Regions from separate parts of the Homo sapiens genome. Here region 2 is linked to region 1. A link is a loop called in an ENCODE intact Hi-C map of the cell type or tissue named here. Cell type or tissue: PC-3. All regions are shown on one strand. Each heading gives the region's core, and the rest is flanking DNA. Links, peaks and the distances in the headings are about the cores only. Region 1 has its middle 43 kb from the start of LINC02435. Region 2 has its middle 56 kb from the start of SPRY1.

Region 1 (2,927 bases), core at 114-2,613:
TTCATAGTAGTTAATACTTACTTGACTTTTATTATAAGCTATCTAAATACTTTATATATATTAACTCATTTAATCCTTAAAAAACCTTTAATTTTTAAAAAATTAAAAAAATTAGCCCACATTCAACGACCTATCTATTTTTAAAATGTTTTTGAGATAGGATCTCACTCTGTCACCCAGGTTGGTGTGCAGTGGCACAGTCATGACTCACTGCAGCCTTGACCTCCTGGGCCCAACCAATCTTCCTACCTCAGCTTCCCAAGTAGCTGGTACCACAGGTGTATGCCACCATACCTGGCTTATTACATTTTCTTTTTTGTAGAGACTTGGCTTCCCTATGTTGCCAAGGCTGGTCTCCAAATCCTGAGCTCAACTTATCCTCCCACCTCAGCTTCCCAAAGCATAGGGATTACAGGTGTGAGCCACTGTGCCCGGCCGTAGAGACACTATTATTAGTTCCATTTCACACAGGGTGCAACACAACTGCCCTAGCTCCTACTTGTACCTATGAGTTTCTTTAAGCTGTTTAATTGAAATACAAATAATTTGATGATTTTTGATTTGTAATTTAACCTATATAACTACATCTGCACAAAGGACAAAACCCATACATCCAAGTGTTTTGTAAATGAAAGACTATGATTCTGCTTAAGGTGAGATTTAAAACTAATGAACTTGGTTTAAAGAAAAATTAATAAACATCACCCCCCAAAAGTTCTCTGCAGACATCTTCTAAAGAAACTATTTACATTTGATCTGAGAATTCTGTTACTGCCTTTCTTTTAGAATGTTTTAAAAAGTCAATCTATGCTTTTTAAAATAAATTGTCTCCCTTATTAATAGTTACACCTGGTTTTAAACCAGAGACAGCTTTATTGTGCATTTCATTCAAATGATCTTGTCTGTAAGTATGATTTTACCCTCAAAGGCTGAAGACTTAGCCGTTAGCAAAAGGTGCTCCAAATAATTTTCTAATAGTCTCTAAAGAGAATTTTCAGACAAGAGTTCCAAAAATGTTGTCAACATTATGTTATCTAAATTCTGGGAAGAGCAAGCGATTCTTCAAGGTCATACAGCGATTCAGGAACAAAGACAGTATAAGAATCTAGCTAGGGCTTTTGACTCCTGTCCACTGTGTTTTCTGCTAACCAACACAACCACTAGAGGTCTCAGCGAGATACTTATGGGCTGCCCCCTAAAGGTGGTGGTGAGAGAAGAAACCCAGCCGTTTCATGGGGAGTACAGATAAGAATGTGACATTGACCTGAAGCCTCTACTGGGAGCAGCAGAGAGTGTCAAAATGTTGAGCATTGAAAGATTGACCAGTCTTCGTAGTCTTATTTAGCTGTTGTGTGTGAGAGAAGGAAGTTGTTGGATTTATATTGTGCTCCTCATTGAGAAGTAATAATGATTTCTCATGAGCCAGTCTTACGGGTTTGAATGCCCAGAAATTCTAAGTCAGGGTTTCAACCAATTTTGTGGACCCTGAACACTATAATAGCTAGCATTTAAGTGTCTACTATATGTCAGGAATTGTTTTAAGTACCTTACATACATTACTTCACTTAATCTTCATAACAACCCATTGAAGTAATGACTTTGTATCACTCCTATTTTATAGATAGGGAAGCTGAGTTACAGAGAGGTTTCACAACTTGCTTTAATTTGCTCAAGGTTATATGGCTATTAAATAGTTGAATTGGGATTCAAACCCAGGCAATTTGGCTCCAAAGCCTAATCAATTAAAAATTTATTATTAGTAATAAAAATTTCAAACATACATAAAGATAGGAGAATAGTGCAATGGACCTCCCCATTTACCCATCTCCCACACTGACAGCAATCATTAACTCATGGCCAATCTTATTTTATCTATATTTCTACCTACTTCCCTGGTTGCCCAGCCCCTTTCCTGGATTATTACACACACACACACACACACACCCCTTTTTTTGGTCATTATTTCAATAGTTTTTGGGCTACAGGTAGTTTTTGGTTACATGAGTAAGTTCTTTAGTGGCAATTTCTGAGATTTTGGTGCACCCATCACCCGGGCTGTGAACACTGTACCCAATTTGTAGTCTTTTATCACTCACCTCTGCCCCACTCTTGCCCTCAAGTCTCCAGAATCCATTATATCATTCTTATGCCTTTGCATCTTCATAGCTTAGCTCCCATTTATAAGTGAGAACATACGATATTTGGTTTTCCATTCCTGAGTTACTTCACTTAGAATAATAGTCTCCAACTCCATCCAGGTTGCTGTGAATGCCATTATTTCATTCATTTTTTATGGCTGAGTAGTATTCCATTATCTGTCTATCTATCTATCTATCTATCTATCTATCTATCTATCTATCTATCTATCTCACATTCTATTTATCCACTGGGTGGTTGATGGGCATTTAGACTAGTTCCATATTTTTGCATTTGCAAATTGTGCTGCTATAAACATGAGTGTGCGAGTGTCTTTTTCATGTAATGACTTCTTTTCTTCTAGGCAGATACCCAGTAGTGGGATTGAGGGATCAAATGGTAGTTCTACTTTTAGGTCTTTAAGGAATCTCCGTCCTGTTTTCCATAGTGGTTATACTAGTTTACATTCCCACCAGCAGTGTAAAAGTGTTCCTATTTCATCACATTCGCACCAACATCTATTATTTTTTGATTTTTAAATTATGACCATTCTTGCAGGAGTAGGATGGTATCTCATTGTGGTTTTAATTTGGATTTCCCTGATAATTGGTGATGTTAAACATTTTTTTCCTATGTTTGTTGGCCATTTATATATCTTGTTTTGAGAATTGTCTAGTCTTAACCTTTGCCCACTTTTTGATGGGATTATTTGTTTTTTTTCTTGCTGCAGATTCTGGATATTAGTCCTTTGTCAGCTTCATAGTTTACAAATATTTTCTCCCATTCTGTAG
Region 2 (2,927 bases), core at 160-2,659, 110 kb before region 1:
AGGAAGTTACACTTGCTATACATTAAAACACCTTTAAGGTCTGCATATGTAGATGCTGAATAAATTAGAACAACAGTACTGTAGTAAAATAATGCGCCATTGTACTTAGTCAAGCTGGTAGGCTCCTTTATTGGCCTAAATTATTAAGATCTTATTTTTACCAGAACACTATATTCCTTTGGTATCTGAGTTATGCCTTAAATAATAAATTAGGTATTTAAGATGTTAATATATTTTGGTGATGCTAGGCATTTGGGTTTCCATTGTCATAGGGAGAATGAGGTTTTATTTTTGTTTTTTTAGTCTGCTATTCACAAGTGGCAAATTTTGAGAGCTTAAAGTTGATTTTAAATTTCATTTGGCCTGGTCATGGCTCACTCCTGTAATCCCAATACTTTGGGAGACCAAAACCAGAGGATGGCTTGAGCTCAGGAATTTGAGACCAGCCTGGGCAATACATTGACTACAAAAAAAATTTTAAAATTAGCTGGGCATGGTGGTTCACACCTGTGGTCCCAGCTACTAGTGGGGCTGAGGTGGGAGGATCAGTTGAGCCCAGGAGATTGAGACTGCAGTGAGCCCTGATCACACCACTGCATTCCAGCCTGGGTGACAGAGCAAGACCCTGTCTTTAAAAAAATTTTCATTTGATTTCAAAAAATATTTATTGACTATCCACTTTGAATTAGGTGGTACTAGAGACAGATAATGAGTAAGACAATATCCCCTCTCTCAGGGAGCAAATAGTTTTGGTATTTTCAAATAGAGAAAAAAGCCTTGTCTGAATCACTAGAACTTTAAAGTCTAGTGATGTTTGGAGAAGGAAATGCCAGCAGCTACTATTAGTTATAGTGAACAAAGAGTAATTTTAAAATATTCAAAATTTAGAGGTGAAATAAATTAATTTAAACTGTATATCACATTAATAGTTAAACATGTTGGAGAAGTAACATTAATCTTTTAGAACATATTTCAGTTCTATTTGCTGGTGGATTTTTTCCTGATTCTTTTGAATTATAATTACTTTTTTTAAAAAGGAAGAAAAAATTCATAGTTCATAATTACTAAACTCTCCTAAGTTAAAAAAAATTAAAGAATCCATGTATAGTTCAGTGGGAAAAAACTCAGATGAAAGTAACTGCAGGAAAGAATTTTTATATATATTTACTTTGTATACTTAATTTTAATTTTCCTGTGTTTTAAATTTTCAAAGTAGGTACATTCAAAGTAGGTGAAACTTTTTTGAAGATCCTTAACAGCAAGCAATTCTAAATCTTATCATGGGTTAGGTTTTCATGTCCTGGGTTATTCTAATCCATGAACTCAACCAAGAACAAAATACAACCATTCAGAATGGAACAAACTGTGTCTGATTAAATGATAATTTCCTAAATTAAAAGAAGTTTTGCTACATCAGATAGTACTTGATATCCACACTACCTACTATCAGATAGAGGAACTCTCACATGTGCCATTCTGGGAGACTTGCCAATGCTGCTGTCATCACTGGTAGCTAGAAAAAGGCATGATTAAAAGATTTGCTTGTAGTGTTGCTCATCATTAGTAATTTGTATATCTGGTGAGTAGACATAAACAGAAGCAGCTCTTTCACTGGTATTTTCATCCTCCTCCATTCTCTCTGATCCCTTCATTTCTCTGGCTCTCCTCAGAGGTGGGCTGGTCTGTTGGAGCTTCTATTTCAGTCTTTGCAGTTGTTATCATGCATTTTTGGATGTTTGATTTAACTACACATCATAAGCCCATCCACCCCTCCACGACCATCTAAGCTAAAACAAACAAAGGCTTATTTCTAGCCTATATCACAATCTTCAATTGTCTCCATCTATAATTTATAATGTAATTTAGGTGTTACAGTGTTTTTCAGTCACAAGGCAGATGGAGTAAAAAAGATGACCACAGTGAGGTCAGGTCAGCTGATAGTGACACACATCATCCTACAGGAGAGTGTTGTGAATAATTGAAGGGGAGAGACTCACAAGAAGGAAAATGGCTTTATTAAACAATGAGAATGGAGAGATTGTGGTGACTTTAGAATGGCAAAAGTACAGAATGACTTTTTTTTTAAAGGCATCCAAATGAAACTGAAAGAAAAGAAAAATTGAGGAAAAAAGAAGAAAAGTTAAATGAACACACTGAAGAAGGAATCCAGCTTACACACAGCTTAGAGGATGAGGAATGAGCTAATGAACCATTCATCGCTACATGTAAAATGCTGTGTGACGCACCAGGGAACTGCTGTTAGTCACAAAAGGGAAATTATGGTACATCTTTCAGGCTCTGAGGGTCCTGCTGGAGCCCATTAGCTGTGTGCCAGTCTCCCTTGCGGGAGGCAGGAGGCAAACCTATTTAGAATCTTTTTTTTTTTTTTTTTTTGGTTTGAGAAATTGGCCCCTGGGACAAGGAATCCCAGTTCCTCCTAGGCACCGTGACGATGGACAAGAAGGCATTGCCTGGCAGTGCAGCACCTTGTGTACTTACTTCCAATGTTGCTTTCTGACAGGAAAGGCAATCGGGGTACTTCTCTGAGTCCATCTAAAATCTAAGTTCATAGGACGACATCTGAATGAAGGTAAATAAGTGTAAATTTAATAACAGTAGATTTGGTAGCTCAGTTTCCTTCCTCAGCGAAATAAGGCAACCAGTATAAGGAGGAGAACTGCTTTCTATATCTTCTTTTTTTAACTTCAGAAATCTCAAGGTCCTTTTCAGAATACTATAGCCCATTGTTTGAAATCATTGTACCTCTATAATCCACATAAATTAAAGTACTAAAGTTAGAAAGAATGGGTTTAGGATTGGACAAATACAGGTTTAATGATGCAGGTCTCTAACACTGGCAGGGGACACCATCTACTTCCAGTATCGTCCTTAGACCTAGGCAACCAGGCCTTATCCTGGTGCACTGC

The links. Hi-C counts contacts between places; a loop is a spot of excess contacts. Peaks named below come from ENCODE experiments on the same cell type or tissue, not always from the same donor. Only the 100,000 strongest peaks of a DNase experiment are listed, where the experiment ranks them.
Region 2: it touches region 1 in a loop (4-fold over the local background); 2 of 110 quality-filtered maps call a loop at or near these places.

The regions. Positions count from the first base shown.
Region 1 is chr4:123,563,768-123,566,694 of GRCh38, forward strand. No RefSeq gene overlaps it. Among named protein-coding and RNA genes, the nearest start is that of LINC02435, 43 kb to the left of the region's middle. RefSeq lists an enhancer at 938-1,439. In PC-3, for the core only: CTCF peaks have their summits at 1,176 and 1,378; a DNase peak (open chromatin) is centred at 1,184.
Region 2 is chr4:123,451,260-123,454,186 of GRCh38, forward strand. No RefSeq gene overlaps it. Among named protein-coding and RNA genes, the nearest start is that of SPRY1, 56 kb to the left of the region's middle. In PC-3, for the core only: no CTCF peak of the experiment used is centred there; a DNase peak (open chromatin) is centred at 1,492; H3K27ac peaks cover 473 bases.